3 separate regions of the Homo sapiens genome follow, and regions 1 and 3 are each linked to region 2. A link is an interaction called in ENCODE POLR2A ChIA-PET data of the cell type or tissue named here. Cell type or tissue: GM12878. All regions are shown on one strand. Each heading gives the region's core, and the rest is flanking DNA. Links, peaks and the distances in the headings are about the cores only.

Region 1 (11,135 bases), core at 1,346-9,345, 130 kb after region 2:
CTCCCAGGCTCCCACTCCCAGAGATTCTAATACTGTAATGGAGCTGAGGACACTACATTTTTAACAGGCTGACCAGGTAGTTCAGATTCAGGTGGTTCCTAAACCAACTCTGAGGAAGTAGTGGTTTTATATACGATGCTACTGTTGATGTGGCTACTAGGAATGGTGCTCAGCAGAAATCCTGCAACATATGGATCTGTTTACACACTATTCACTGTGTAATGAGAGTCTGCAACATAGGCTAAGTAATAAGAGATGTCTTGTGGTTGACCTCTCTGGAGATAAGCAGCAATGAAATTCCAATGAAGTTTCATCATCTCTCATCACCAAAACCATCCTAACCACCTCAATAAAATACACCTGACTTCCCCCGCTCCCCCGACCCACCACCCCAAAACCAGCTGCCCTATGTTCTACCAAAAGCTGCAACCAACCAATGACCTGATACTAACCCCAATCTATCAGCTGCTGCCTAGTGCAACAGAGAGGGAAAGTCAATGAGAAGGAATTGGGTGCCAGTTCTTGCTTTGCAAGGAGTGGGTTGACTAATGAGACAGCCACAAATGTCACTGCCATCCCATCTCACCCTTTCACCTGTGCTGCAAGGCTTCAACAATCATACCCAGTCTCCACTTAGGAAAATTCTGTCCTTTCTCAAATGCTGGCCACTCAGCAATGTGCTCCCTTAATCCAGGCCAAGCACATAGTAAAAGAACTCCAAAAAGGGTTACAGCCAAAAGTGATCTTTCTCCTCCATACTCCCAAAGCAGATTATAGCTCCTCCATAAACGTGCTTCGCATTGTGCCCCACGTTTGGTTTGTTACTTGTGTATACATTATCGTCTCTTCTAGATTGAGCTTCTGTAGGAAAGGAGAATCCTTTTCAATTTTTTGGTATTACACCCAGCTCAGGACCTTGCTCAGTTGCTTAAATTGAATGAGAAAATGTATCTAAGTACCCACTGATGTTGGAAATTCAACTTGTTCCAATATTGAGGACTGCCTATACCTGGCATATGCGTGTCCCAATTTGAGAAATTGTTTTTCAAGTTGACTTGTATGGATTCCTTACAGACGCTCAAGCATCAGTTTGGTTTTCCCTAAATCCTGCAGATCAGGAAGGCAGTATCCATGTTTGCTTTAAGAAATTTCATTACTATAAATATATGAAATATTATAAATATAAAAATTCATATATTATAAATATATGAAATTTTGTCTGCAGAATTTTTTTCTCAACAGGCAATCCTGACATAATAACCAATTTTGAGATGCTTCAAAAATAACACTGCAGTAGTAGCCACTCCTAAAACAAAATATTTCCCCTTTCCTTCAATATATGTAATCACATATGACATATAAAATCTGCTTATTGGATAAATTTATCTTTAAAAGACTATCTATATTTATTAAAAGTTAAAATACATATACTCTTTGACCTGGAATCAAGTACAACAATGTATTTTACAGAGCTACCAGCACACGTGTGGAATTATATATGTACAAGGCTACTAACTGAAGTATTAGTATAGTAACAAAAATTAAAAATCAACCATAAATAGGGAATAAATAATGGTACACCTATGAATGAAATACTAACTTCTAAAACACAAAGTAAAAAGAAAGGGAAAATAAGGAAAACTGGATTAATCCAACATATGACAGGAAAGGAGAAAAAAATAATGCAAAGAAATGATAATCACAGTAAAGTGAATACAAATTAAAATTTATCTACTAAAAGACAGTAATTCAAAGACTAGATTTAAAAGGAAAATAAGTTTTATGCTATTTACAAAAGACAGACTTAAAACCTAACAACATAAAAATGCTGAAAGTAATATACCAGGTAAACACTAAAAAAAAAAAAAAAAAAAAAAAAAACTAGTATTAACAATAGAACCTGATTTTCTAAAAAATAGATTAAGAAAACTAGATTAAAGGAGAAAATCATTATTACCGAGATAGAGAGGATCATTACTTAAATGATAAAAAGAAGCAATTTATCAGCACGTTTAAAAATCCCAAAACAGAATACACAGTGCTAACAAAATCATCTTAAAATAAAATAAGCAAATGCTGATTTAGCCATAGGAGAAACCGCCAAATCCACAATCATTTTAGGAGAATGGGTTTAAGAAAGGAAAAAAAAAAAAAAGATTTCTGTATGCTCTTAAGAGAAAATCTAAAAAATAATGACATGAAAAAGTTGAAAGGAATGGAAAAATATGTACCATTAAAAGGAAACCCGACGTATGAATGCCATTATCAGACAAAACAGATTTTTTTCTTTTTGAGATGGAGTCTCACTCTGTGGCCCAGGCTGGAGTGCAGTGGCACAATCTCTGCTCACAGCAAGCTCCGCCTCCCAGGTTCATGCCATTCTCCTGCCTCAGCCTCCCAAGTAGCTGGGACTACAGGCACCCACCACCACACCAGGCTAGTATTTGTATTTTTAGTAGAGACGGGGTTTCATCGTGTTAGCCAGGATGGTCTCAATCTTCTGACCTCGTGATCTGCCCACCTCAGCCTCCCAAAGTGCTGGGATTACAGGCATGAGCCACCGCGCCCAGCCAGACAAAACAGATTTTAAGACAACTAAGAAGTTAACAAGCTGACCCTACAATAAGCATGAAAATTTTGAAAAAGAATAGGAAAGGAGAACTCACCATAAGAGAAATTGAAACTTGTTATAAAGCTATAGTTGTTAAAACGGTGTTACTACAGTGGTACATGGACAGATAAATGGACCAATGAAGCAGACCCAGGCACTGAAAGGAACCTTTTATATGACAGCATGGCACAATCAGTAAGAATAGAGAGGAAATAGGCCAGGCACGGTGGCTCACGCCTGTAATCCCAGTACTTTGGGAGGCCAAGGCAGGCAGATCACCTGAGGTCAGGAGTTCGAGACCAGCCTGGTCAACATGGTGAAACCGCGTCTCTACTAAAAATACAAAAATTAGCTGGTCGTGGTGGCAGGCACCTGTAATCCCAGCTACTCGGGAGGCTGAGGCAGGAGAATCACTTGAACCCGGCTAGCGGAGGCTGCAGTGAGCCGAGATCACGCCATTGCACTCCAGCCTAGGCAACAAGAGTGAAACTCCATCACAAAAAAAAAAGAAAAAGAGTAGACAGGAAATAAATGGTCCAGAATAACTGCCTATCCTTGTGGAGGAGAGGGTGATTCAAAATTAGGTCCCTTTCCTCACTCTATATGCAAAAAACAAACTTCAAATAAATTATACAATTAAATGTGAAAATCAAGACTTTAAAATAAACAATGCAGTAGGCTGCTTTATAATATCAAGTTAGGGAAGGCTTTCTTAAATTTCATAAACATAAATCATAGAGGAAAAGATGAACTGTCTACCTTAAAATTAAAGACGATATAAACAAAATTAAAAGGTAAGCCAGACAAAAGAAATATTTGTAGTGACAACGGTTTAACTTTCTTTCTTTCTTTTTTTTTTTTTGAGACGGAATCTCACTCTGTCACCCAGGCTGGAGTACACTGGTGCAATCTCAGCTCACTGCAACCTCCACCTCCCAGGTTCAAGCGATTCTTGTGCCTCAGCCTCCCAAGTAGCTGGGATGACAGGTACGCACCACCACACCCAGCTAATTTTTTGTATTTTTAGCAGAGACGGGGTTTCACCATGTTGGCCAGGCTGGTCTCGAATTCCTGACCTCAGGTGATCCATCTGCCTCAGCCTCCCAAAGTGCTGGGATTACAGGAGTGAGCCACTGCACCTGGCCCACAAGGGTTTCACTTTCTAAAAATATAAAGAACTGGCCAGGTGCAATGGCTCACACTTGTAATCCTAGCACTTTGGGAGGGCAAGGAGAGCAGATCGCTAGAGGCCAGAAGCTGGAGAACAGCCTGGCCAACATGGTGAAACCCCATCTCTACTTTAAAAATATAAAAATTAGTTGGGTGTGGTGGCACTTGCCTATAATCCCAGCTACTTGGCTACTCAGGAGGCCGAGGCAGGGGAATCGCTTGAATCCAGTAGGCAGAGGCTACAGTGAGCCAAGATCATGCCACTGCACTACAGCTTGGGCAACAGAGTGAGACTTGGTCTCAAAAAAAAAAAAAATTATATATATATATCTTATATATATACACTATTATATATATACACACACACACACACACACACACACACACACACACACACAATTAATATGAGATGCCCAAAAATCCAATTGTAAAAAGGGGCAAAGGTTGTAAACTGGTAATTCATAAAAACAAATGAAGAGATGCTTATTGGTACTATATGCTCAGTATTAAGCAAATTAAATGAGATAGGATCGTGCATATTCAACCAACAAAATATCTGAATGTCTGAAAATAATAAATGTTAATGAGGGAGTGGAGAAAATGGGAATGCTCATACTGCTGATAGAGAGTAAACTGGTACAACTATTGTGGCAGCCAATTAATATTTAGTAAAGCTGAAGATGCATGGTCCACTGTGGTACAGGCCCTGGAGATATTATCAAATGTGTACACAAAGAAACACGCACAAGGATATTTTCTGCGATACTGTAATACTCAAAAGCCAATGACATCCTCAGTGGTCATCAATAAGAAAATGAATTAATGATGGGATTAATCATATAATGAAATACTATATAGCAGTTGAAATGAATGTACTCTTTACATGTATCAACATGCTATACATAAAAAACAATGATGAGCAATAAAAGCAAATTGCAAAAGGATATATATTATGAAACCAATTATGTTTAGTTTTAAAACACAGAGAATACTATGGATTGTAGTAAAAAAAAATATAAAATCATGAAGAGTAAGGACAGGTACAAACAGGATAGTGGTTCTTCTTGAGAGGAAGGAAATGACATAACAAGACCTTCAATGGATGTGCAGCTTTTCCTTTATTTAAACACAAAAGGATCTGAAGGAAATAAGGAAAAAGGTTGACAGTGGTTACAATTAAATAGTGGCTGTATGTCAACACTCTTGGTTACAAACAACAGGATCTACACTAGCTAGTTTAAACAAACAGAATAAAATGGCTCACAAGTCACAGGCGTGGAGGTCAGGACTACGGAGCCCCCAAAAATGCCCATTTTTATACCTTGGAGCAGCTGCGGGGGAAAAACTGCTAAGCAAAGCCTCCACACCTTGCACCATTACATGGGACCTCTGCCACTGCTGCCTTGAAAACCACATCACTGCTCCGTTCAACAAAATGTATCTCATACTACTCTTGTCTGCAAAGTACTTGCTTCCAGATTTCACACAGTTATGTCTAATTGGTGAGCCCATGCTACCTGTCTGAGCCACAGCTGCAAGGAAGGGCAGGAGATTAAATTTCATTCTTCTACTGGGTAAGGCGAGATCCACAGAGTGGGAAGTTGCCAAAAAGCAGGTGTTCAAACAGTGCTAGCTGCCCAAAAAGCACGAAAAGTGCCCACTCAAACAAGAGTTGGTGAAAATATTCTCTCTACTTTTCTGTATGCTCAAATATTTCACAATTTTTTTAAAGAAAAAATGTCGAAGTATGTAAATTCACAAACAACAAAGGGAATGGAAAAAAAATCAATAAACAAGAGACGTCAACCAAATTCTAAAAGACAAAAAGCTAAGTGACTAATAAAACACTAGAGAATGTCACCACCTAGAAAACATGTGGAGGAAGTTCCATCAGAGGCAGCCAACCGGCCCAGCTGGGCCTTAGCTCAGAGGCAGCAAAAGTTCATAGATGATAGAAGACAGTAGAGGGATTAGTTAAATCTAAACTAATTAAAAAGAAAGGAATTAATTAAAGGTCTGTATACAAACTGGTTGAACACTACCCCATCTTCAAATATAGAAGGGCCTAAATCCAGGAAGTGCCCCATGCAAAATATTGAAGGGATCTTTATTATAAAGTAAGTGAAAGAACAGTCTGGGTAAAACTAGGATAGTCAATTTAGAAATCGGTAGCCAAGACAAGACCTCTTCATTCTAGCATTTTAAAAACCCTCATCCTACCAGCCAGATTTACCTACTTATCCTTAGTGATGCTTATGAGAAGCCAAACCTTCCTCAAACCACAGAGCTGCCACTCAACCTCCCTACATCCACATCTTCAACTACAAACTGACAGCCAACAAACGTAAGACATTTGAAAAAAGCCTGAAACATGTAGATGAAAGACTAAGAAAAAAATCTGTCACTGGAGAAAAGAGATGATTCAGGGACTAGAAAGTGAATGAAGAAATGAATAAAAATTATATTGATATCTTCAGAGAGCTTCATGAAAATACTTCACATCCAGAAAACATGAAAAGGATTCTATGAAACAGAAGCAAAAGAGAGCTTTCAGAAATTAAAATATGCTTGACATAATGTGAGTAAAATATAAATGCAGGAAAAATAATAGAGAAAGGGAAAAAAATACAGAGGACCAATACAGACGATGCAAATACAGCTGAAAGGTATTAGAGAAACAAAGAACCTCCAGAGAAAAGAAAGAACAAATAAAGTAAAAAAACATAAAAGAGAGATGTCAAAAATTGAAAGGATCGCCTACGTACCAAGCAGAATAACTGACTGAAGACCTAGATACAGGTACAGGATTGTCGAATTTTACAACACCAAGAATAATAAGATCCTAAGTGTCCAGAGTGTGTTGAGAGAAGGGGATGCAGAGAACAGGTTATATAAAAAAGGAACAAGAATCAGACTGGCATCAGACCTTTCATTAGCAAAATCAGATGCCAGAAAATAACTGAGCTGCTTTCAAAGTTCTAAGAGAAAACTACTTTTCAATCTAGAATTCTGTATCTAGCTGAATAGTTCATCAAATGTAAGCGCATAACCCACTTTAGACATGCAATGGCTCACCTCTTAGACATTTTTTCCTAGAAAGGAGCTTAGAGACAAATGCTAGCAAAATGAGAAAGTTAATCAAGAAACAGGAAGATATGGACTCTAAGAAAAAGTTGACCTCACCCAGAAAAAAAAAAAAAAAAATACGGCCTTCAGAGGAAGCCTGTGCACAAGATGCAGAAAACTTGCTGACAAAGAAGCAGAAACTTTTTGGCAAAATATTTTTGTAAGACTGATAACCAAGGCTTACTCAAGGTGTGGGGAAACAGGCACTCTTAGACAGTTATTGGGAGTAACACTTGGCAAAACCTTTGGGAAGCCAGCATCTGGTAGCACCTGACAGTAATTCCACTGCCAGAAATCTATTTCTACAGAATTATTTATACGTGAGGCAACATAGAGTAGAACATAAGAGCATGTGAGTGAAACTACCTCCGTTCAAATTCCCACTTTACCACTTTCAAGCTCTATGCTGTTTCCTCATTTAAAAAATAGAAACATCTTCTCAACAGGTCACTATGAGGATTATAGAAAAGGTTCCACACGTGATGGGCTTCGCACAAGACCCAGCACATGATAAATACTCAGTTAATATTACTTATCTACAAACATTTGCCATTTTTGCACAAGGATGTTTACTGTGCCACTGTTCGGCAAAAAACGCAAGCAAGTATAGTATGGTCCTATTTATGTTTTTTAGAAATTACATTTATATTTGTATGTATCTGCCTAGATCTGTAGGAAAAAATAGAGAAAACATGCTAAAGTGTTGCATCCATGGAGCAGGAAGGGAGTGACCTGTTTTTGTACAGTTTTTACTTAAGCAACATGAAGTGTTTCATACTTTAGAGAAAAGAAAAAGTAAAGATCACTATCAATCTTGGGGAGAAAGGGTTAATCTGTATAAGCACACACAAACATTATATTTAAAACATTTATTTTATTATACATATTTAAATTTTAGAAAGTTATTAGGTAGATGTACATTCCTCTGTTGCTTTACTTTGATCTTCAGTTACCTGTAAAAACATGAATAGCTTTACTTTCCTAATAAACACTTTCAGTTTTACCCTTCACCCACCATTTTAAATCATTCCACAGCCCTCTTATAATGACCCTTTATCTTTCCCCTTAAATAGTAGAATAGAAAGTTAGGTAAGAAGAAAGATTTAAAGGCCAAGTAACCAATATAAATTATCAGGTAAAGAACAATAATTCCATTCAAAAATATAATCTAAGGCATATTATACCTAGGCTTCTCAAGTTGGCCATTTTACTTTTCAGCCGTAAAACAAAATCATTAGTGTAAGAAAAAACACCTGAAGTGCTGTAACAAGCTATTTTAAATCAGTTTATTTTCTTTTGGAGTATAATTCCATTTAGAATAGAACATATTACAGATTTAGTCTAAATAGATATCTCTATGTCCCTATTTCTATTCTGTGTCACTCAGACTCATCAAACAGACATGGCTAAATCTGAATTCAACACCCCAAAACCTGTCCTACCTGCATCATCTATCTTGGTAAAGGGCTCCACCCAGATACCTAAGGACAGCATTCAAGAATTCACTCTCTTCTTCCTACCTGCATATTCCATCAACAGTCCTACTAATTCAGCCTAAGTTAACTCTCACAGTCATTCTCCCTATCGCGGCTGAACTTTAGGACCTCATTCTCTTCTATCCCCCTAACAGAACTCTTGGCTTAAGTCACAGCTATATCCCATGCTACCCCTAGAATGAGCTTTTAAACAAGAATAGCTGATCAACAGGTCACTTCCCTACTCAAAATTCTCCAGTTACTCTCTAGCATCTCAGTGGGGTGGAGGAGGAAAGTCAGGAATGCAAGTTCCACAACACGGGACACAAGCCCCTCATATTCTGTTTTTGGACTGACTCTTTACCTATCCTACATGTGACCTGTACATTCAAATTCATCTTACATTCATCATGTTCTCTATGTAGGCAAGTGACTTCCTCTGAGATAACCTCCAACCCATTTTCCAACAGATTATCTGCATGGTCCACTTTTATTCACCCTTTAAAATCAGCTTAAGAGACTCCAATTCCTGGAAGCCTTCCTTAAGCAACTCCCCAGCTTGGTCTGAGTCCTCTTCTTTATGCCAGAGCCCCACATGTACACCTGAACTGTCTGCTTATAAGTCTAATTATCCAATCAACATTACTTCCCTGAGGCAGCAAGTAAATTTTGTGCATTTTTTTGTACCTCCAGACCATAACAGTACCTGGCACACAATAAACAATCAGTAAGTCTGTGTTGCATCAATGAACCACGTTTAATCTAATCCCTTCAGAAAAGCAAAATGGACAGTAGAAAAAAGCAACTAAACCAGAATAAATGTTTGAAAAAATATGTATTGACTAACATCACTAGATATTCTAGGTAAGACACTGTCTCTGCCGTTTTTCTACATTTTTCATTCCTTTAAAGTGTTCAGTTACTACTGCTTCTTTAATTTTCCAAACTATTTCTTTAATATTCTTTAGCTTTTTAAATTTTTTTTAATTTTACTTAACTCCAAGTAAACATGCTGAACATTTTTTCTTTAGTTTCTTCATCTAAAATGATCACTGTGACCAACTAAAAAGAGAAAATTACTCCATCCATTCAAAGGTAATTTCTTCTCATGAGAAAAAAAATTATATAACCCTTACTCAAGAACATTATGGTGAAGTCCCTAAACAATAATTCCTATCTACATAGTCATTAATAAAGACTAGGTTTATATATCATTATGAAAAATTGTCAATAAATATTTCTTGGGTAACCCCTTCATGTGCTAATGTTGTGTTCAAAATTTGGGCTTACACAAATATAACAAATCCTGAAAGGCTTAACAGACAGAAAATAAATGTACTGGCAAAGAAAACAATCAAAAAATAGTATGTGGACATATACAATCAAGCACAAACTTATATGAATAATTATTTGTTAGAGATTACTCTGAGACTGTTCCATGGAGGAGGTACGACTCAGGCGAGGTAGTGAAGAATGACTGCGTAGTAAATAGAAGGAGAATGGGAAATGGAGTCTAGAAAGAAAAACTATCATGAAGAAATAAGCAAACTTGAAAATAAGTTTAATGTGTGATGCTTAATGTGCCTGCAAGCTTAACCAGTGTTTGTGGCATTGTGGGAAATTAGGATAAGGAGGAAGTCCTAATGAGGACAGATTACACAGGACAGCTATCAGATAACCTAAGTAAAAGAGGCACACTTAGCCTATGAAATAGGAAACAGGAATAGTTGTGGTCAAGAAATACAATCACCCGGGCCGGGCGCGGTGGCTCACGCCTGTAATCCCAGCACCTTGGGAGGCTGAGGGGGGTGGATCACGAGGTCAGGAGATCGAGACCATCCTGGCTAACACGGTAAAACCCTGTCTCTACTAAAAATACAAAAAAATTAGTTGGACGTAGTGGTGGGCACCCATAGTCCCAGCTACTTGGGAGGCTGAGGCACGAGAATCGCTTGAGCCCGGGAGGTGGAGGTTGCAGTGAGCTGAGATCGCGCCACTGCACTCCAGCCTGGGAGACAGAACAAGACTCTGTCTCAAAAAAAAAAAGAAAAGAAATACTATCATTCCTACTCATTAAGTCTAAATGCTAATGACAAAGAATAAACTACAAAAACACAAACATTCAAATCTGGTTTTTCAGGACATTAGGATATTTGCACATTTACTGTTAATGGCTAAAGGCGGCTTTAAAATACACCTGACAAATCTTAATCCTCTAAATATTCATTAAGTTTACAAAATAAATCCTAAGACCTAACTGATACCATTACAACTATTAAGAACTATTACTATTACATAGTAATATTCTTATTTCTCTTCAAGTTCTACAATATCATTTTCACGATATTAACAAATAAAATCAAAAGAGAACTGCCAAGTTACAACTTTACCCTTACCAACACACTAGTGAACAATCACAACACTGCTTTGACTATTGAGACAACTTACTTTTTTCCTTTCTCTTTGTTTCTTTCATTTTTCCCCCCTTTGGTTGTTATTGGTTAATTTTGATGAATTTCTTTATAGAAGAGTACTCAATAGCTGTCAAAAACACTTACCATTTTCCGAGATCTTTCCAATAGCTTATCCCATATTGTAAAATGTGCCTTGAAAAGAAAAGATTTGCGATGAACTAAATGAAGCAGTAATGTCAAAGTAAAAAGGACAGAGTCTTTATATAGCTTTTAGAACAAAATAAATAAAAAGCTAGGCAGTACTAATTTAGATAAGTGGTTATAAAAGTGGATCATAGT
Region 2 (11,135 bases), core at 1,465-9,464:
CTTAAAATAAATTCCTTTCTCCTCTCTCTCTCTGTCTCTCATTCTTTGTGTGTGTGTGTGTGTGTGTGTGTGTGTGTGTGTGTGTGTAGTATATATGTAACAGGATATTATGTATATACAGATGTATATACACCTACATATATACACACATATATTATGTGTATATACACATATGTATGTCTATGTATACATATGTATATATACATATACATGTGTTTACATATACATAAGTATATGGCACATACATGTGTGTTTACATATACAGAACATGTGTGCATTTACATATATGTATAATACACATGTTTTTGTATATACATAAATGTATATACATGTTTGTATGTGTATATATCCTATTACATATATAAATTAAATCATTTAATTATAATCTATTAGCTCCACTTCTCTGGAGAGCCCTGATACACCAGTATATCTTAAGTGTTATTATTCCTACATGTAATCAATATAAAAATTATTAATGAGATATTTTATGTTTTATGCATGCTATGTTTCTGAAATCTTGTTAGTATTTTGTGCTTATAGCACTTATCAGCTTGGACTGGCCACATCTCAAGTGCTGGATAATCACATGTGGCTAGTGGCCATCATATTGGGCAGTGAAGGTCTAGAGCAGACAGGCAAGGTGAAGCGGAAAGAAGAACAAAAATGAAGACAGACCAGGGTTTAAACTCCACCCTGTGACTGAAGCTCAGTGAATGCTAGCTATAATTTCTATGCTCCTAACTGGAGAACCTTCCTGAGCCTTGGTTTTCTCATACATAAATGAGGGATAATAGTACCTCCCTTAAAGAGCTGTTATAAAGATTCATTGGAAAGCCCCTCACAGAGTGCTTGGTAAAGTGTAGATGCTCTATTCTCACTCATAGGTGGGAATTGAACAATGAGATCACATGGACACAGGAAGGGGAATATCACACTCTGGGGACTGTGGTGGGGTCGGGGGAGGGGGGAGGGATAGCATTGGGAGATATACCTAATGCTAGATGACACATTAGTGGGTGCAGCGCACCAGCATGGCACATGTATACATATGTAACTAACCTGCACAATGTGCACATGTACCCTAAAACTTAGAGTATAATAAAAAAAAAAAAAAAAAAAAAAAAGTGTAGATGCTCAATAAATATCAGGCACTTTTCTTTTCCTCTTAGTCTTCATATCTGTTTTCCTACCTTCCCTCTTCAAGGAAAAAGTCTGCTTATTTTACCTTTGTTTCCCCAGCCTGGCCCACTGGTAGGTGCTCAGAAAGTCGTTGTAGAATTAATGAGTGGTCTTAAGTTCCTATAGTGGAATATATCCAATTGCTAATTTAGATTTTCCTTTAATAAATCATCCTTTAAAACACTTTGGCAAGACTTGCAAGTTGTGGAGCTGTTGACATTGTAGCTGGTGGTCCAGTGGAGAGATGGTCCAAGGTCTAGTTTGGGGATTGGAGGGAAGAGCCTGTTAAGGGAAAGGAAATGTGGCAGCATCACAAACAAAACAAACCAGATGAGATGAACCACAGGCATCTGTGTCATAAGATTACAACAAAATTTTTTAATTCAGTTACTGAAGATAAATTTGAAAACTGTTAATGAGATGTATCCTTATGAAAGGAAAAAAATAGGAAACACATTCACCCTGGGTCACAAAAATCTAGTTTAGATGAAAAGAATTTGCCCTGCCAGTGAGTACATTAAAGATGTGATTCATTTGCAAAAGTAAAAATTCCTGGTAATATGACATATTAAGAAGGCATCTGATGTATTAGTCTGGGTTGTCTAGAGAAATAGAACCAATAGGAGATATGGAAATATGATATATTATATGGAAATGGCTCACAAGAGTATAAAGCTGACAAATCCCAAGATCTGAAGTCAGCAAGTTGGAAACCTAGGAGAGCTAATGGTTCCAGTGCTCAGGCTGGCAGGCTTGAGACTCAGGGCAAACCAATGTTTCAGTTAGGGTCCAAAAGCAGGAAAAAAAAAATGTCCCCTCTCAAAGGCACTCAGGCAGAAAGAGCTTCCTTTAACTCATGGGAAGATGAGCCTTTGTCCGCTTCAGGTCTTCAACGAACCAAACCATGTGGGCCCACCCACATCATGGAGGGCAATCTGCTTTATTCAGTCTATCAGTTTAAATATTAATCTCATGCATCCAAAAACACCCTCACTGATATACCCAGAATAATGTTTGATCAAATGCCTGGGCACCCCATGGCCCAGTTAAGTTGACGTCTAAAATTAACCATTACACCTGATATATACTCATGACAGATTTCTTTCAGAGCTTCCCATGTCAGTAAAATGTGCTTGCAACAAATAGGTCTCCTTTTTCTCCCTACTTTGCTTCTTCTCAAGTGCATTATTTTCTTTCCCTCATCCTCATACAAGCTATTGGAGAAACACTTTGGAATGGGAACTAACATCTACAGCACACCACCACCCCATGCCATGCTTATTACCAGGTACTCATCACACTGTGTCCCCGCCAGAAGCTAGAGAACAGGAGAAGTCATCCAAGTGGCAACAACCTTGGGAAGCCATTGCAGCCCTAACTCTCTTGCTCAGCCTTGTCATTTCAAAAACTCAATCTCGTCAGGGTGTCAAATTCGGTCAAACTTGGGCATTATAATTCACAGAAACTCGATTCAAGATACTTCTGTACAAACAAACAAAAAGCCATCTAATTAATTACAACAAGAAATACAACTGCCAAGGGGGATCTCTAGCTAAAGCATCCCTTCCTTGTAAAATTATATCAGAAGTCAAATTAGAATTGAAATATTAGGTTAGGGCAAAAGTAATTGCAAGTAATTGCATTTTTTGCCTTTCAAAGTAATGGCAAAAACTGCCATTACTTTTGTACCAACCTAATGTTGATTACTTGAATTGAATCTAGAGTAAGTGGAAGGTTGATTTAAACAAGATGCTCAATTACACCAAGCGAAGAATGGCTGATGCTACAATTTCAACAATCATCAGACAGGAAAAAACTTGGAACCCAATTTTGCTAGATTTTTCTGCCATAATGTACCTCATAGATTCTTTGTTTTATTTTTTCATATGCCAGGTGAACCAACTCCCTATCTGTGTAACACATTATTTGTTTCAAAAATATTTAACAAGTTACAAGTCAAGTCTTACTGGCCCATAAACTATTTTATCTCATTAAGATGACCCATCTTGCTGCACTCAATTTCCATAAGCTTTCAAAGAAAATCTCACTGTTTGACTTTCTTTTCATTCATATCCATTTAATTCTTATAACAATTCTGTTCTGGTAATCAATTGCTGATTAATAAGTGATCGCAAAATGTCATTACTCAAAATAATAAGCATTTTTATTAATATCATTATTATTCTCAGCATATTCTCAACATCATTTTCAGATCAGGTTACTGATATAACTGACATTGGAATATTATAACATTTTTAAGTGATGTTTTGAAGTCCTCTTGACCATTCTTGGAAGAAATAACTTTTCTATTCTCTACTAAACATTCTTCACATTTCATATTGGCTACTGCAGATATGCAGACATTCTTTTTATTCCTCATACACCTCTTCTGTTCTTAGAAATGCAGGGAGTAACTGCTTCATTGGTCTGTTGGACTATTCCATCTTAAAATGTTAATGAATGTTAAAACAGGTGATATCCTCTCTTAGACAAACCATTCTTCAATGCCTTAACCTAAAGGAGTTGGTATATTTGAAATATAATCATCAAAGCAAGGTTGGTAGAGAAAAAAGTTGGTCTGGGAAGAGGAGATTTGAAGGTGAAGAGTTAATTTATTCATTTAAAAAACACATATTGCCAGGCATGGTGGCTCACCCCTGTAATCTCTGCACTTTGGAGGATGAGGCAGGGTGGAATGCTTGAGCTCAGGAGTTCGAGACCAAGTTTGAGCAACATAGCCAGACTCTGTCTCTACAAAAAAAAAAAAAAAGAAAAAGAAAGAAGGAAAGAAAGAAAGAAAGAAAGAAAGAAAGAAAGAAAGAAAGAAAGAAAGAAAGAAAGAAAGAAAGAAAGAAAGAAAGAGAAAGAAAGAAAGAAAAGAAAAGAAAAATCAGCCCGGCATGGTGGCACATGCCTATACAACTCAGAAGGCTGAGTGGGGAGGATCATCTGAACCCAGGGAGGTTGAGGCAGCAGTGAGCTATGATTGTGTCACTGCACTCCAACCTGAGTAACAGTAGTGACACCCTCAAAACATAAATACATAAAATAAAATTTAAAAACACATATTGACCCACAAAACGTAATTATTTGTTAAGAATGGCCATTTGGTGACAAGCAGCCCAAGGAGGCAAATTTACTCTTAATAAGTTTTTTTTAACTTGTTTTTGAGACAAGGCCTTGCTATATGCCACCCAGACCATAGTGCAGTGGTGCAATCACAGCTCACTGCAGCCTCCACCTCCTGGGCCCAAGCAATCCTCTCACCTCTCAGCCTCCCAAGTACCTGAGACTACAGGCGTGCACCATCACACCCAGCTAATTTTTGTATTTTTTGCAGGGATGGGGTTTCGCCATGTTACCCAAGCTTGTCTCGAACTCCTGGGCTCAAGGGATCTGCCCACCTCAGCCTCCCAAAGTGCTGGGATTACAGTGTGAACCACCTTACCTGGCCTAAGCTAACAATTTTTAAAATCACATTAATGTTTATAAAGGTGTTATAATCCCTGGCAAAGTTCCCATGCTACAAGTCCAGCTTAATAAAAAATGAGACGCCATTTAGGCATCTAGCCTTAAACCTCATACCTCATGATACTAATACTTTAAGCCTCTCATAAGGGGAACTCATACAAGTCTTAATACTTCACAGTTACTAGAATGCTGAGACCTCAGATGAAATTTTTTTCTTGTGGCTTTCTACAGAAAACCATGAAGTACAAAAATTTGCTTTTAAGCTACTGTACTCATTTATTCAACAAATATTTGTCAGGCGTTGCTATGTGCCAGGAACTGAGGTGCAGGGAACACAGCCAGAGCAAGCGTGACCCCTGCCCTAAGAAAATTTGCAGTTTGAATAAATGTTCTCAGACCTGCAGTCATTCTGGGACTTTCCACACCTTCCTTCCTTTCTTTTCTTCTTTCTTTCTTTCTTTAGTGTTACCATCAAATTGCTACTACAGTGTGATACTTAAGAGAACAAATTCTAGAATTAAAATGCTAGGGTTCATAACCTAGTTCCACCAAGAAAAACAATTTTTTAAAGAGTCATAAATAATAAATAAATAAATAAATAAATGCCAGAAGAAATCAATACTTGATAATTGAATAATTATAAGTATAATAATTATTACTTCATCAATGCTCTTATGTGAAGCAAAACTCTGACAGTAGACACTCTAAAGTTCCAGAGAAACTCTCAAAGAGCATTTTTTTTGTTTTGATCCCAACTACATTGCTTTTCCTTAAGAAATGGTTTTTACAGTATTCTCAGACCACAATCCTTCAATATTTTAAAAATCATTCCATTAAACTCTGCTTTTCCATCTCCCTTGTGAACTCTTGGCCAGTGAGACACAGTTTCATTTTCACTTTTTCAAAATGATAGTATGAAAAAACAGAAGTGAAAGTATGAATCATAATATAATCAGGAGTTCATACTGAGATACCCATTTATAACTCAGAAAACCACGGGGTATTTCCAAACTGATGTCATTCATAGAAAGAATACCATGTGTTGTGGAAGAATAAGAAAAATTACCTAAACCAACTGGGGGATTTAGAATACATGTGGGATATTCCCAGCTAATTATTTTCATTAAAAAATTTTTTTACAAAGATCAACTGTGTTTCAAATACTTACAGTGATAGTCATCTTGGAAATTACAAACTGGATTCTGGGTTATACTTTTTAATTATGATCAGTGAGACAATGGACATTGAGATTTTGCTTTAGAGCACATAATGCCATTATAACTGTATATAACTCAAAGTTATTTATATAACTCAAGGTTTTATATATATAACTAAAGTTTTATTTTCCTTAAAGAGTTATATAAATACCAAAATAGCCATGAAATCCCATGTAGTTGTTTTACTTATAAGGAAGAATTTTTATAGGAAAAACTGTGAGCCCTGCTCAAATTATTAAAATTGGGCCGGACACAGTGGCTCATGCTATAATCCCAACACTTTGGGTGGTCGAGGCAGGCAAATCACTTCAGGCCAGGAATTCGAGACCAGCCTGGCCAGCATGGTGAAACCCCATCTCTACTAAAAACACAAAAATTACCCAGACTTGTTGGCTTGCGCCTGTAATCCCAGCTCTGAGATCACGCCACTGCACTTTAGCCTGGGTGACAGGGTGAGACTATGTCTCAAAAAAAAATTATTAAAATTTATTACTTTTATTGTATTATGTTTTGGGGGGGAAATACATATGAATCTCATTTTTCCAACCAAACAATTAAAAATGATTTTTCCCTCTCTCTACTACATCCCACTACATTAAAATTTTTTAAGAACTTAAAAATGTTACGGTGTACATGGCATAAATTAATGATCTTACAGGGATGAAACCTTTCCCAGGAAATATTCTCCTTTAGGTTGTGTACACTGGCTTGGAAAACACTTTGGCTGTGTTAGTTCTGCCATAGTTGCTCCTATGGTGGCAGCTTTGTCAGTTGTTTTGACAGATCCTAATATCCAGTTGTAAGGACAGGCCAGCTATATCTCTTTTCAATCTGAATGCCCCTGTTGCCTAATCAGCCAACATCCCTGACATGGAAAAGTCATGCCACTCACTAATCTTGGTAATACCCTGGCCTGTTCTTTGGTTTCTGAGACCTATCCAAGAGTCCAGTGATAGACCCACAATCTCCTGTCCTAACACCTGTTATGAACTGCTTTGTTATCCTGAATCTTTCAGCGAGGACACAGGTGAATCTGCTAGTAGGATGGTCTGGCCCCATGTAATTTAGAAGTAGATTTTAAAATGTATCAGAAAATCAAGTTTCTCTTCATTCTATATACCAACAGGAAGTCCACATGGATTAAAGACTAAAAGCAAACCTTAAAAATTTTAGGAGAAAATGTAGGAGGCTCTCTCATAATACTAAAGTTAAAAAAGATTTATCAAAATATAAAAAGGTTTATCAGTTGTAACAAATGTACCATTCTGGTGCAGGATATTGAAAATGAAGGAAATTATGCCTATGCAGGGGTGGAGGTAGGTATAAGGGAAATCTATGTATCGTCTGCTCTATTTTACTATGAGCCTAAAACTGCTCTTAAAAAATTGAGTCTATTGAAATAAAGAAATAACAGAGCAAACCATTAAGTACAAAATAAAAAAGAATAAATTTAATGACATTACCATTTTAAATTTCTATATATTCAACACTATAAACCAAGTTAAAAGGCAAGCAAGTGACAGAAGATATTTACAAGACATTTGAAAAATATTTGCAATCTAGAATATTTTAAAAATCCTATAAATGAGGAAACTGCAAAAAGTGCAGTAGATAGAGAAATATAAACCTTCAGTTCACAGAAGAGAAGCTCTATATGGCCAACAAAGATATGTGGAAAAAAGCTGTCACTTGCTGGTAATAGAAACATGCAAATTAAGACAAGATACTCTTTCATGTCCATCAGACTGGAAAATTTTCAAAAGGCTGACAATGACAAGTAATGGTAAGGAAGTAGGGGAGAGGGATAGGAAACTTACAAATTCTTAATGACTGGTAATTAATGAACATTGACATTTCACTAAGGCAGTGTAGCATACATTTGAGAAGAAAAATATAAGAGGTTGAAAGAGTACACTGGTATGATTTAGAAAACATTTTTGCACTATCTAGTAAACTTGGAAATTCAGGACTCAGCAAGTCAACTTCTAAAGCATAAAATCCAGAAACACTTTTGCACAGGGACACAAGAATGCTCCCTGCAGCACCCTTTTTTTTTTATTTTAAATTCCAAAATGTCTGCCATTGGGAGAATGGCTCCTCTTAGTTTCATCTGCCTCAACACTAAGCATCCACTTTCTCTTTAGGCTCTTTCCATCCCTTTCTTCATGTAGTTGGAAGCAGGGCACTGACCCTATCCACTCACTCCCACTGACATTCCTCTCTCCTCCTCCCTACGCTCCCCTATTCCCACAGGGATCTCTTTCTACCTTGGAAAATTCACCTTCCATCCTGCCTCTAGCCAAGACATGTCATCTAGGCCCACAAATCCTCCTTAATGTTTCCTGCTCTGGAAATGTTGCCTGACTTCTTCAGATTTAAGGAACTGAAAATTAACAGCCAGAACATTACCTGTCTTACAATTCCCAGGGCCAGTTACCTTCCTGAATGAGGAGGAACAGGCAGAGAAAAATATGTATAGAGAGAATAAAAAGCATAGATTAATAACTTCAAATATTATCTTACCATATTCTTCTCCTAGCAAATCTTTGGACAGTGACACCCCCACACGCAAACTGGTGCTTGTTTCTGTGGGGAGAGGAAGAAAGGGAAGCCTGGACATCTGGTGAATTTCTTGGCTCACCTGAAAGTTTCTGCTTATACCTGGAGTATATGCACCCTCTTTCAACAATATCCCTTTACTGCTCTTATCCTCCCCACCTTGGGAACTTGGCACAAGTATGGGCAGAACTTCCCCCGAACATAATTAGGGAGAGAGGTGTCCTGCCAATATAAAAGACAACTGTACAGGGGAGGGCCCTGTCAATAACTGCAGGTGACTTGGGTTCCAGCCATGTTTTCTTCCTCCTCAGTCACCATCCTCCTCTGAATCTCTGTGCTCAAAAAGTCAGAGACAGCCACTCGTTTCCATTTAGGAGAGTGGAGTGAATATGGCTGTCATATTGGTGTCCAGCCCTTCTCTCACCCACCATCCATCAACAGGATGGTGTTCCTCTTCTTTTCTTCTCTGCCCCTTTCCACTTCTGATATAATAAGTGAATATACAAATGAAGGAAAAGTCAAAAATCCTCCCATACCTCCCTTAGTTTACATATGTGAAGAACTGGGTATGTAATTGACCCCATTTTCTCTTTGGCCAGCACATAAGCTGTTTTTAGGTGTTTTTTGTTTGTTTATTTGTTTTTTGTTTTGAGATGGAGTCTCACTCTGTCTCCCAAGCTGGAATGCAGTGGCACGATCTCTGCTCACTGCAACCTCTGCCTCCCGAGTAGCTGGGACTACAGGCATGCACCACCACACCCAGTTAATTTTCGTATTTTTAGTAGAGATGAGTTTTCACCATGTTAGCCAGGGTGTTCTCAAACTCCTGACCTCAAGTGATCCGCTTGCTTCGGCCTCCCAAAGTGCTGGGATTACAGGTGTGAGCCACCGTGCCCGGCCCCATGTTTTTAGATTTTGATTTTTTTAATTTATTGGTATTATTCGTTTCACTCTGATTTTGCTTTTCTAAATCTCACTGTGTATTGTGAACATCCCTCCCATTTGGGACATTTATATGTCCCAATACAACTAAATATGATTCTCTTTAAGAGCTGCCCCATTTTCCATTGCGTGTGTGTGTGCAAGAACATGCACAAGTGCCATGATTTAATCAGTTACCCATTGATGGACATTCAGACAGCTTATGATTTATTGTTACTACAATGATACAAATGGTATTATGTCTATACACGTTCTATATCAAGTGTGATTTTAATATGTAAGAATTCAATAATTTGAATTCCTGTGTAACATATAGATGTTTTAATTCAAATAGTTGCTGCTAGATTTATTTTCCAAAACAAATGGAGGAATTCACGTGTCTCTCATAAAAGTGAGGGAATGCTTATATCCTTGACAATTTGCCAGCATTGGTTGTTATTGCTGGTTTGAACATTTGCCAGTCAGACAAGTTAAAAAAAAATATATTGTAATTCCAATTCAGTATGAGAATAGAGTAAGGGTAATGATGTCAGTCCCAAACAAAGCAAACAGTGCCCAAGAGCCTGAAATATTTGGTTGTACACTGGTATCTCTTTCTCTGCTTGACCCTGGCTCAAAACCTACATTCCTCCATACAGAGGTCTGAGAAAGTTGGAAATATCCTGTGTTTTCCTTAGTAGTGTTTTCTTTCAGTTCAACAGGATTATGTCAACTGTTATTACAAGGAAAGGCCATCGACACACCAGTGTAAAAAGGAAAAGGTGGGTCCACTGACTAAAATTAATAAAAGGGCAAACACACACAGAAACAGCTTTAAAACCTAACAGTCACAATAATACCAAGGAAACTGGCAGGACAGGGCTAGCCTCAATGCTTATATACTCAGGGTATCTCCTGAACTTTTACCACCTAAGTTAAGAAATTAACCACAAGATAGCCTTGCAAAGGTCTAACAGGGGTATTGATATCAGAGTGGGTTTTAAAAGTGTATTAACTATAATCTTACTTTTAGCCTATTTGATTCTACTTATTTCAGAACTATTAATGACGTTTGTGGAGATATATATATATATATATATACATATATATACAATCTGGACTATCGGACTATAAGCTTAAAATCAGAAGACTCTTTTATATATTTTTATAATGCCTCAAATCTAGCATAGTATCAGGTACAGAGTATATGCCCCGAGTCTAGCAAAGTGTCAGTACAGTTCTGTAAATGTTGATTGCAGAAACTGAAAGACCATCAGCATGATAAACCACTGGAAATACTGACACAGATCTGTTGACAGATCAGTGCAATGGACTGTATTGTGTTCCAATTCATACGTTGAATTCATATGTTGAAGCCCAAAGTTCATATGTTGAAGCCCTAACGCCTTATGTGACTATCTGGAGATAGGGTCTTTAGGAGGTAATTAAGGTTAAATAAGGTCATAAGGGTGGGGCCCTAATCTGATAGTACAGTGGCTTATATGAAGAGGAAGAGAGAGAGAGACCTCTCTCCTTCTCTCCAGGCACGTGCACCTGAAGAGAGGCGATGTGAGCACACAAAGAGAAGGCAGCCATCTGCAAGTGAGGAAGCAGGCTTTCACCAGGAACCCAACTGGCTGGCATCTTGATCTTGGACTTCTCAGCCTCCAAACTGTGAGAAAGTAAATTTCTCTTGTTCAAGTCAACCAGTCTATGGTACTTTGTTATGAATGCCCAATCAGACTAAAACAATCAGAAACCCCATGACAAGTCTAATGCTTTTGATTG
Region 3 (11,135 bases), core at 1,788-9,787, 270 kb before region 2:
TGAACATGAAAAGAGCTTAATGTATACAAGCGACCTTCATCTGCACTGAATTACCTCACTTGTGATGAAGATGAGATGAAGATAAAGGATCATACAAAATTCAAACCAAAGTGTGAATTTTTCCCAAGAGTACCAAAATGTTACTGAATATAGTGTGTGTGTGTGTGTGTGTGTGTGTGTGTGTGTCCATCCAAAAAATTTTATCTCAGCAGAGGCATCCCATGAATAAGAGTAGGATGTATGTGATTAGAAAAGAAAGAGTAGCAAAGTTTCCTCATCATTTTGGTTAACAATTGCTTATACATTTACTTTTGAATTTCTCATTTGCTTAATTCTGCAGGACAGATGAAATAATTGTTAATACCTTTTTCCTCCCAAGGAAATCTAAGTCTTTCCTCTATGTTATTCTCTAAGTAAACTAATCTGTTAACATAGAGATTAGTTGAAATCTAATCTCTTAGATTCTTAACTTGAAAGGTACATTCTAGTTACCCATTATTTTCTATGTGGTTAAAAAGTCACTGCCAAAAAGCCCAGAAGATGGCCATAAAATAATTTTTCTGCTTCACCTTAATGATAAATTTACAAAATTAATTCTGTGACTGAAAATGTCTTGTATTATATTTCCATGTGAGTTTTTCTCTCTTCTCTACTAATCTTCAACCTTCTGAAGACTGGACATTATTTAATCATGTTAGCAAGCATTCGAGTTTTTAACAAGGATCTTTGCACACAGATATGCCCAACCAATGTTTCTTCCACTACAGAACCAAATTAAAAACAAGGAAGATGACAGGGATTATGCTTTCTCATTATTTTTATGTTTTACATAATTCAGCAGTACCGTGTTGCAATAAGAGCATAGCAATCAATATTTCTTGAATATATAACTAAGTGCAATCTGAAAAGTAAATGAATGAGCACATAAGCAGCTAAGAACCACAGAGAGGGCCTGGTGTAGTGGCTCACGCCTGTAATCCCAGCACTTTGGGAGACCAAGTTGGACAGATCACTTGAGGTCAGGAGTTTGAGACCAGCCTAGCCAACATGGTAAAACCTCGTCTGTACTAAAATACAAAAATTAGCCAGGCATGGTGCTGGCAGCCTGTACTCCCAGCTACTCAGGAGGCTGAGGGAGGAGAATAGCTTGACCCCAGGAGGTGGAGGTTGCAGTGAGCCGAGAGCGTGCCACTTCACTCCAGCCTAGGTGACAGAGTGAGATTCCGTCTCAAAAAAAAAAATAGAACCACAGAGAGGGATGCAGCAGTAAGCCCCCTGCCCCTGACCCCCCGTAGTAGACAGCCATCAAGGTTTAGGCCGTCACCTCTTTCTCATTTCATTTCCGATGTTATAATAACCATTAAGGGATTTGTGATTATTTCCAAGTTTGGAATCTATTCTTTTCTCCTCAACTTAGTTTTTGAAGTTAATGTCTTTTTTGACTCAATCAACTCCTGAACACTTGGGAAGGACACCATCAGACAGTTTGGTTATCTTGAGATACACATTTCAGAAATGATCCTCTTAGACTACCCAGCTGAAACAGGCAAGACTGTGGGTAAGTCTTGAATCAATTCTTTTGCCATCTATTCGATGGTCTTTGTTTCTAAGTGCCAAAGAAACCTTCAAGCTCATTCTAATCTTCATTTTGTCAGTCTAGTCCATATGACTTAAATTCTACTTTCCTTCTGCTTTGAATTTCAGTGTTTTCTTATATGGTTCTCAAATTGGCTGGGCCAAGATGCCCTGCCTACCTTTCAATCATTTCCCTTGGAAAGACCAAACGTAATCTTTTCAATGTTTAATTACCAGCTCTGCTCTCACATCGAATGCATTAATTACATGGGATTACAGCAATGAAGTCCATAGCTCTTTCCTAGAACTTTTCAGTGCTATGTCCCACCCCTACAATTGTAAAAGTGTCTTTAAGAATCAAGTTCAAGTTCACTATTGTCTCTTTGGTTCTAGTCATTAGACAGTGGCCACCTTTGTTAAAAACTTATTCCAGAGTTAGTTTCACAGACCCAGCAACTGTCTCCAGCAGGCTTGACAATCAAGGTTACAGCCTTTATTATGGCCAGATCCGCCTTGTCGCTGACAATTTGAAAGCTGATTTTTGCATCGCTGCTATTTAAAGTTCAATGAAAAACCTTGGAGGGAGGAAAATAGAATTTTGACTTCACTGACATTAACTGTCCTCAGACCCTCACCCTACCCTGCTATTTGGGCGTTCAGTTTTTCTGTTCTGTTTCTCTTTGTACTTATAACTAAAATGGTGAATTCAAAGGTTCAGAAAAATAAAGGAAAATTCTATACGTAATATTCGAAGATTTAGTATTTCTTTTTCTTCCAACTGACTTTTTAAAATCTTTTGTTCCCAAAAGCAGATATCACCAGGTTCTTTTGTGCCATGTTTAGATGAATAAAAGCTTTACTTTATAAAGACTGTTCAAACATTTTAATAAAACAAATAACAGCCAAGCAAAATACCATGGCAATGTTAGCAAAGCATTTCCTGCCAAATCCAAAAGGAGATACATTGTTCTAAGCATTGCATTTGTACATACTAAGAAGCACTGTACTAAGTTGATATCCTTTGCAGGTATCTGCTCACTTAAAGTTCAGAGATTTACAGTGTTCTTCAACCAACCCACGGCTGTAGGTAGAAATCAGCTCTGGGCCCAGTTATATGAGTTCAATGTCCCATGCGCTGATGTCTTTTCTAGAAAACTATATTTCCTAGACAGGATCAGAGAAGGAAGGCAAGAGCAGGAAGACTACAGTTTTGACTTAGGTAACATAAAGGCAAATTTTGTCTCAACCTCCACTCCACCTAAATTTCACCTAAATAAGTTGGTGCAAATTTTTTATTAATGAGAGTCTCGGCCTTTTGTCATGGCAGAGAGGAGCATGTGCTTCTCTTCATGACAATTACATGACTGCTGTCTGAAAGAGGGATGGTCTCATAAAGAAACTTCCTTCATTTTCTTGGCCGGGTGCAGTGGCTCACACCTGTAATCCTAGCACTTTGGGAGGCCGAGGCGGGTGGATTACCTGAGATCAGGAGTTCAAGACCAGCCTGGCCAACATGGTGAAACTCTGTCTCTACTAAAATACAAAAATTAGCCGGGCATGATGGCAGATGCCTGTAATCCCAGCTACTCGGAGGCTGAGATGAAATTGCTTGAACACAGGAGACAGTGGTTGCAGTGAGTGGAGATCGTACCACTGCCCTCCAGCCTGGGCAACAAGCAAGACTCTATCTCAAAAAAAAGAAAAAAAAAGAAACAAAGAAAAGAAACTTCATTCATTTTCTATTGTGTCTATCTGAATACGACATCAGTGTTTCCACTTGAGTAAGGCATTGTTAGTTTTGGTAAAATTGGACTTTTCTTGGTGGGTTGTTTTTCAAATTTGAAGAATTAATACCAAATAATCCTACACCACTTAAAGAACCAACTTATGTGTAAAACTTGCAGCAAACTGATTTTGGCAAGCCCACTGCATGCACCATTGATCATGTTCAATGTGTTACACAAGCCAAACCTTGTGCCTGCCAAGATCATAGCTGCTGGTCCTTGACCAGAATTTTTTTTTTTTTTTTTTTTTGTGCAACATGGTTAGCAGTGTATTTGAGATAATGAGAACATTCAAATCTGCTTCCTGAAGAAATACACATTATTAGTATAGACTATACAATAAAACTAGAAAGCTACCAAGTGAATCTCCTCAGGGGTTAGATTACCTATCTAATAATAGGTTCAATGTGGAGCCTTACTCTTCATTTGCATGATTTTTCTGCTACTTACATGTCTTTTTATAGTACACAAACTTCACATCAAGTTTGAGAACCTAATATAATTAAGCAAAGAGAACATTAAATTTTTGTATTAACCTAAATTTGCAAATGTAAAAACATTGACATCCTGAGCAGGAAGTATGTCAATTAAGTGATAATGATTCTAGGATTAACTGTGACATCAATATTTAAAACTAGTAAACTATTCTTTTCATAAAATCAAGATTTTATGTTCATCTACATTTGTCCTGTGAACCTTGTTAAAAGCCATTTATAATTCCACAAACAATGTATTTATCATTTTATTTTGGGTGGACCTCATGAGAGCTACCTATATCTGTATAACAATTAAAAACATTTACTTAAAATTCTAGTTTATATTACAGGTTATAGTATTATCTCTGTCTTTTTTTGTGAGTATCAAAAGAACATGCTCATACAATATACTTTATGTAGAATAATTTTCTGTATCCCTACAAGTATTTGCCTATTTTAAATATTTTTGATGTCTTGGTACAGTGGCTCACACATGTAATCTCAGCATTTCGGGAGGCTGAGGCCAGAGGATTGCTTGAGGCCTGGAATTCTAGCTAGCTTGTGCAATATAGTGAGACCCAAATTTTTGTCTCTACAAAAAATTTTTAAAAATTAACTGGGTATGGTGGTGCACACCTGTAGTCCCAGCTACTGGGGAGGCTGAGGCGGGGGTTTGGCAGGGATCACTTGAGCCCAGGGGTTTGAGGCCACAGTGAGCTATGGTTGTCCCACTGCACTCCAACCTGGGTGACAGAGTGAGACCCTGCCTCAAAAAATAGGTATTTGTGGCTTTCCTTAGCATCAATGTCTCAAAGAAAATGTTAGGTGTTTTTTTTTTTGTTTGTTTAACGTTTTATACCTTGTTTTAAAAGTGAGAGATTAAGTCAAGAATAATAGGACTCCATCCTTGTATTTCCCCCCACCTCTCTCAGAGATTGATTGAAGGGAGTTGAAAAAGGAAAAAGGGAACTTCAGAGATGAGGAAATAATAGTGGGTATAGTCATTATGGTAATAGCAAGTGAGATACCCCTCCACCCAATTCCAGTAATTCAATAGGATATTTTTTTACTTTTGCAAATAAGTCCTTAGTCACCTGTCCTAAAAGATGGTTGACCACAATTTCTGCATAAGAGGAACAGTACTTGGCTTTTCCCTTGGCAGCTCAGGCCATGGGTTACACCTGTCCTACCCACCCAGTGAGGGGGCCATTGGAGAGCACCCAGCCCAAGGACATACAAGGTTGCAATGGGATGAACGGTGGCCCTTGCAAAAAAAATATGTCCACATCCTAACCCCTGGAACCTGTGAATGTAATCTTATTTAGGAAAAGAAAAATGTATCTTTACAGATATAACTCAGTTTGGGATCTTGAGATGAGATCATCTGAGATGATCTAGGTAAGTGTTAAGTATTATAATGAATCCCTAGAAGAGACAAAAGAGAGGAAGACACAGACACAGAGAAGGTCATGTAAAGACAGAGGCAAAGACTAGAGTTATAAGGCAAGAAACATCCGGAGTCACCAGAAGCTGAAAGAAGCAAAGAAACATTCTTCACTAGAATCTTCCAAGGGATATAACTCCACCAACCACCTTGATTTTGCATTTCTGGCCTCCAGAACTGTAAAAGAATAAATTTCTGTTGTCTTAAGCCAGAAACAATTTAATTTTGTGGTAATTCTGTTACAGCAGGCCTAGGACACTAATACAAATAAGCAATCAAAACTGCCTTAAAAAAAGAGCCTTCAATAAACACTCAGCTTGTCAGGGAAGTTGGTGACTAAATTATCCCAATAAGTATGTCTCTGAGAGTTTGAAAATAAAATACAGAAAATAATGAAGATGTTCATAACTGGAAGAATACTAAGAATAAATATAAAGAGAACAATCAGAGAGAGGAGCTGAGTCAGGTTCCTGAAGAAACATAAATGGATGGGTAGGCTGAAGACAAATCAGCCAGCCAGAGCTCGACACCCCTCCCCAGCTACTGTGATGAAAATCTTTAGTTGGCATAATTCTCATTTCTAAATGCAACCTCTGATGAGTACAGTAACCTCTGGCCTTTGTAACCAAAGTCTTCTTATTAACACAATCATTCTAAAATAGCAGTATGGGGTTTTGCTGTGGTCAAAGTTTATCCATGGAGCTAAGTGCACTTCTACATATCCAGTCATAATCAGCCCTGCTCATCTCCCTAGATCACAGCTCTGATGCTTCAAACAAGCATTTTCTAGACTCAAAAGCATATGCAAAGCGGCTATTTGGAAAACCCCTCAGAATTTCCTACACATTCATTTGTGCCAAGGTGGCTGGTCCGCTCTCCTAGTGAGAACACCAGTGTGTTATCTCAGCTTCCATGAGAGCTCATTAACAGTAGCTCCTACAGGTTATAGAATTCAAAGAGTATCGACTAGTCTAAAGTCATGTCGCCTCAAAAAATGAAAATTTCATCAGCTTTGCCAATGAAATGATATTTTAGAAGATGATCAAGTACTATTTATTCAACCCTTTAGATTTTTCAAGATCATTTTTATTTCAAATTGATTGATTAGTAGACTATACTCATAACTACTTTACTAAATTATATTTTATATTTTATTGTATATTGTTTATATTATACATATATTATAAATTCTTATGTCTTTATGCAGTTTTCCAAAAAGAAAGTTAGTGAAGAAGAAAAAGTTATATAAAGAATGCCTCAAGATATATTAAAATTATTGAATATTATTTTCCCCATAAAGTCTTACATAATTAGTATCTAATAGAATTTAGTAGCAAAATAACTTGTTCGTTTCTTAAAGAAATGTCATGATTACTTTTAATAAATAAGAGAAATTTTTGTCATGTTTTCTCATCTTATCTTGATTTTAAGAAGCCTAGAGTTCAACCTAATGCTTAATTACATGTATTATTTTAGTGTGTTTCAAGAGGCCTATCTGTCATAGTGGTTAAGCTCAATTTTGGACTCTGACATAGCTATACTTAAATCCTGACTCTGCCAACAGACAGTTACATGACATTGGGCAAAACATTTAATCTCTCTGGACTCCAGTTTTCCTATCTATGAAGTGGAGATAAAAATAGCACTTACTTCTGCGCGTTCTTGTAAAGAACAAATTAGATAATGCATATAAAACACTTAGAAACTGGCTTGACTCTAGTATCAACATAATACAGTTATATCTGTATTTCTGCTTTGATACCTTTATTCTAAACAACTTTTTTTATAAACAGGTAAAATACGAATATAAACACAAGACATAGGAAAGGAATACTAAATTTAAAAAGAACCCGAACGGCTTAGAGAAACAGATTAATAAATGCAACTGCTGACTTTAAAAGTCTGCACTGAATTTCTGAGCTTTCTTTTTATTCCTCCTTTAAGATATATTTATTAGTGGTTAGATAAGTTAGAACAAAGGCAGAAAAAAATGTGGCATTTGGGACATCATAAAGTGATGCTTGGTCACAAAGGTGAAAACTGGCAATTTCCCCTTATTGGTAGAGATGGAAATTAATCTTATTAGTCTGTCACAGGAGTGTTATTTTCAATGTGCCCCAAAGTACTGGTCCAATTCTTTTTGCTCCAACATAAATCCCATTTTTAGAATGATAGGATAGCTACTCAAAATGAGGGAAGCACTCATTCAAAAGATAAAGCAAAATTAGAGAGATGTGGAGAAGAATATCTAAAGAAGATTCAGTCAGGCATCAAGCCTGAGTAAATCTAAATGATATGTTTTGAATCAAGGATTAGCCAATATACAGTTGTGCCTGAATACTTGTGGACTAGAAAAAGAAAGACTTTGCAAAATGAAATTAGGAGGCGATCAATAAAAATATTTGTGGCATGAGAACTGTCTTCTATTCTAAAATGCAAACCTAAATAAAATCATATTACAACTGGAAAAAGGTTTGGGAAACTTCTAAAGCTTCATTTAGAGCTCTGTCATTAATTTATTTAATTCACCATAGTGTCAAGAGCTACAAATCCCAACACTATTTCTTTTTTTTTTTTTTTTTTTTTTGAGACAGAATCTTGCTCTTTCACCCAGGCTAGAGTGCAGTGGTATGATCTCAGCTCACTGCAACGATCACCTCCCAGGTTCAAGCGATTCTCCTGCCTCAGCCTCCTGAGTATCTGGGATTACAGGTGCCCACCACCACACCTGTCTAATTTTTGTATTTTTAGTAGAGACGGGGTTTCACCAACCTGGCCAGGCTGGTCTCGAACTCCTGACCTCGTGGTCCACCTGCCTCGGCCTGACTTCTAGCTCAATAAAAAATAAATCCAGAAGCCACAGGCATATGCAGATCTTTTAATTGCTAGGTAATTATTCGAGTATGAGATGTACTTTCAATCAGCTCTATCTGTCAAGAACTCTCTTCTGTTGTCCTATCAAAATCTTTACTCAGGACTCATTGCATTGATTGATGCAAAGAGATTATTAACATTACTTTTAAGTTTACAAATATGAAGAGTAATTATTTTTTAGCCTACAAAGTTAAGCTTATATTTCAAAATCTCCTTAACAAAGGGCCACAGATTCTGAGTTCTGTCTTCATCTAATCCAGTCAGCAGTGATTTTCAGAATGTCTGAGATCCCACAGATGAAAATAAAATGACTCATGTTCTACCTGGCTGCATTGGTCATTGCCTTTTTCCATATATCAGTCATCATAACTGAGATCAGAGCAGTAAGAAATCTTGCCTTAATGTTCCCCCATTTGAGTCAGAGTAAAAAATCAGGGCTTCCACTGAAAATATCAATTATTCAGGTGATGTGTTTTATTGTCTATTATATATTAAGTTACTGTTTTTTTTTTAGAGATAAGATTTTTCCCTGATGTCACGGCATGCCATAGGTATGTCTCTGAGAGTTTGAAAATAGAATATAGAAAATAATCAAGATGTTCATAACTGGAGGAATCCTGAGAATAAATATGAAGAGAAGAGTCATAGAGAGAAGAAACAGAAACCTGGAGTGTAGTGGCAAGATCATAACTTGCATAGCTTCGAACTGTTAGTCTCAAATGATCCTCTCATCTTCGCTTCCAAGTAGCTGGGAGTACAGGTCCATGCCGCCATCCTGGCTAAGTTTTGTTTGTTTGTTCGTTTGTTTCTAGAGAGATGGAGTCTTGCTATGTTGCCCAGGCTTGTCTCAAACCCCTGTCCTTGAGCAATCCTTCTACCTCAGCCTCCCAAAGTGTTTGGATTACACAGGCTTGAGCCGCCATACCTGGCCTAAATTTTATGCTATGAAGAGTGACTCCCCCATCGCCACTCACATGGTTGAGAATAAATTGGTATGACAGGAATTTCACAGATATTTGTAATAAGCAGGAGTTTCTCTAATCATAGAAAAATTCCCTAAGTCTGGTAGACTGCAAAATGTCTCCACAAAGATGTTCATATCATAATACCCAGAATCTGTGAATGTTACATTGCATGGCAAAAAGGATTTTACGAATATGACTAAATTAAGGATCTGGACATGAGAAGTTTATCTTGTATTAAATGGATGTGCCCAATATAATCGCAAGGGTCCATTTAAAAGGGAGGCAGTAGAGTTAGATTCAAAAAAGGCTAAGTGATAACAGCAGAGAGAGAAATTAGAAGATGCTAAACCACTGGCTTTGAAGACCAAAAGTGGGACCACAAGCCACGGAATGCAGGTGGCCTCTAAGCTACCAAGGGCAAGGAAACTAATTTTCCGCTAGAACTTCCAGAAGGAATGCGCTCTGCCAAAAATGGGGTGTTTGCTCAGCAAGACCATTTTGAACTTCTGATTTCTAGAGTATAAATTTGTGTTGTTTTCATTTGAGTTTATGAATAATGAGTTTATGGCAATTTGAGTTATGGCAATTTGTCACAGCAGCCATAGGAAATGAATGCGCTAAGTTATTTCAAATTTACTGTATTTTTATTCATATTTGTGTATGTAGTCCATGCAGGTGTAAAAAGGTGATACATAAGCAGGGGCAGACCCCAAGCAGCCTCCATTGGGTAAACACTGCTCTTTACTGGTTCTTCATACCTACATAACACAATCTGCTTCAGTTCAGGTAATCTCTTTATAGCCCAACTAGAGATTTCTTAAGGTACCTTAGAAGTTCCTTCATAAGAATTTCATGAAGCAATTGGGACTAGTTGAGAATTATTCAAACAGTGAATTTTAGAAGAAATGTTTACTGGGTAAATACAGTAACATTTAAATTATAGATAAGCTGATTATATTTTACTATCCAATTTCCATGCCTTTCTCACTGGGCAATTTATGAAATCATTAGTTGTGTATGGCTAAGGGAAATATTGATGTGCTCTATGAGTGGAGTGGCATCTGCTTTATTTTATTACTTGCTTCTGCATAATCCCCAGTCCTCTTGAATTTTGATCTTGAATTTGGATGGATGTCAATCCATAGATAATTCTGCCTGTCTGAATTTTGTTCAAGATTCTGAATTTTAAACCTAAGTTCTCTTCTATGAACAACTATATTTGTCCTGTTTTTTTATCAACCATTATTTAATTTAACAAACATTTATAGAGTGCCTGCTGTATGCCATCCTCTCTTCAATGTACAAAACTGTCCAAAATTCCTGCCTTTCGAAGCTTAATTCTAGTGGATCTGAGCAAACATGTAAAGGGATAAATATTCCTTCAATGTAAGTCTAGTAAATGTATCTACTGGAATCACCGACCAAAACCAAAGAAGGGCTCCTTTCTCTTTCTCTGATGGAAAGAGAGGGGGTGTGATTGGTGGAAAGTGAGGGAAGGGAGATGAAAAAAGCATTACAGAGGTGATATTTCATGACTCTGTTGACTGGGGACACAAAAAATTTCCACATGAAATACTTTTTCAAAATGTCCTTACCCGTTACTATAAATTTCAGTGATGATTTCCTTCAATGCCCTGTAAGCAAATGTCTCTGATTTTGCTACTAAACAATTAATTCCATGTCCATAAATGCATTGCTCCACAGTGCCATCACCATGGATGAGGAAAGGAACCAGTAGGGCTATCACAGCTTAGGTCCAGTGAACTGCAACCTGCAGCTTCTTGGCTAAGAGTAATGATATGAAAAAGTCTAGCTGTAGATAATACAGTGATGTACAGCTGCAAGAAAACAACCTGGGCTTCCTAAATGCCTTTGGAAAAGACATTTCACTTCTTTGGGCCTCTCTTTAAATATATATTGATTGAGAAATTTGCATTTGATAATCTTTAGATTTCTTTCCAGTGCTAATGTTCTATGATTCTATTGAAATTAAACATTCATATATGTAAGTCTAGAA

What was found. ChIA-PET counts read pairs that join two places held together with the same protein. Peaks named below come from ENCODE experiments on the same cell type or tissue, not always from the same donor. Only the 100,000 strongest peaks of a DNase experiment are listed, where the experiment ranks them.
Region 1: POLR2A ChIA-PET joins it to region 2 with 6 read pairs; 2 of 35 experiments call an interaction of 5 or more read pairs at or near these places.
Region 3: POLR2A ChIA-PET joins it to region 2 with 5 read pairs; 1 of 35 experiments calls an interaction of 5 or more read pairs at or near these places.

What each region holds. Positions count from the first base shown.
Region 1 is chr21:25,577,895-25,589,029 of GRCh38, forward strand. MRPL39 (mitochondrial ribosomal protein L39) reads right to left here. Exons shown (of 10, transcript NM_017446.4): 9 at 10,941-10,988; 10 at 7,762-7,860. The coding sequence ends at 7,813. It overlaps LINC00515 (long intergenic non-protein coding RNA 515), which reads right to left and starts at 5,330. Exons shown (of 1, transcript NR_024092.2): 1 at 4,881-5,330. RefSeq lists enhancers at 813-882, 2,709-2,768. In GM12878, for the core only: no CTCF peak of the experiment used is centred there; no DNase peak of the experiment used is centred there.
Region 2 is chr21:25,451,966-25,463,100 of GRCh38, forward strand. LOC105372753 (a long non-coding RNA gene) reads right to left here. Exons shown (of 10, transcript NR_188560.1): 9 at 1,226-1,461. Among named protein-coding and RNA genes, the nearest start is that of LINC00158, 26 kb to the left of the region's middle. RefSeq lists enhancers at 4,907-6,106, 5,458-5,747 and a silencer at 6,227-6,356. In GM12878, for the core only: no CTCF peak of the experiment used is centred there; DNase peaks (open chromatin) are centred at 4,917, 5,606 and 7,619; H3K27ac peaks cover 6,599 bases.
Region 3 is chr21:25,182,858-25,193,992 of GRCh38, forward strand. No RefSeq gene overlaps it. Among named protein-coding and RNA genes, the nearest start is that of LINC00158, 240 kb to the right of the region's middle. In GM12878, for the core only: no CTCF peak of the experiment used is centred there; DNase peaks (open chromatin) are centred at 3,564, 6,024 and 8,504; H3K27ac peaks cover 621 bases.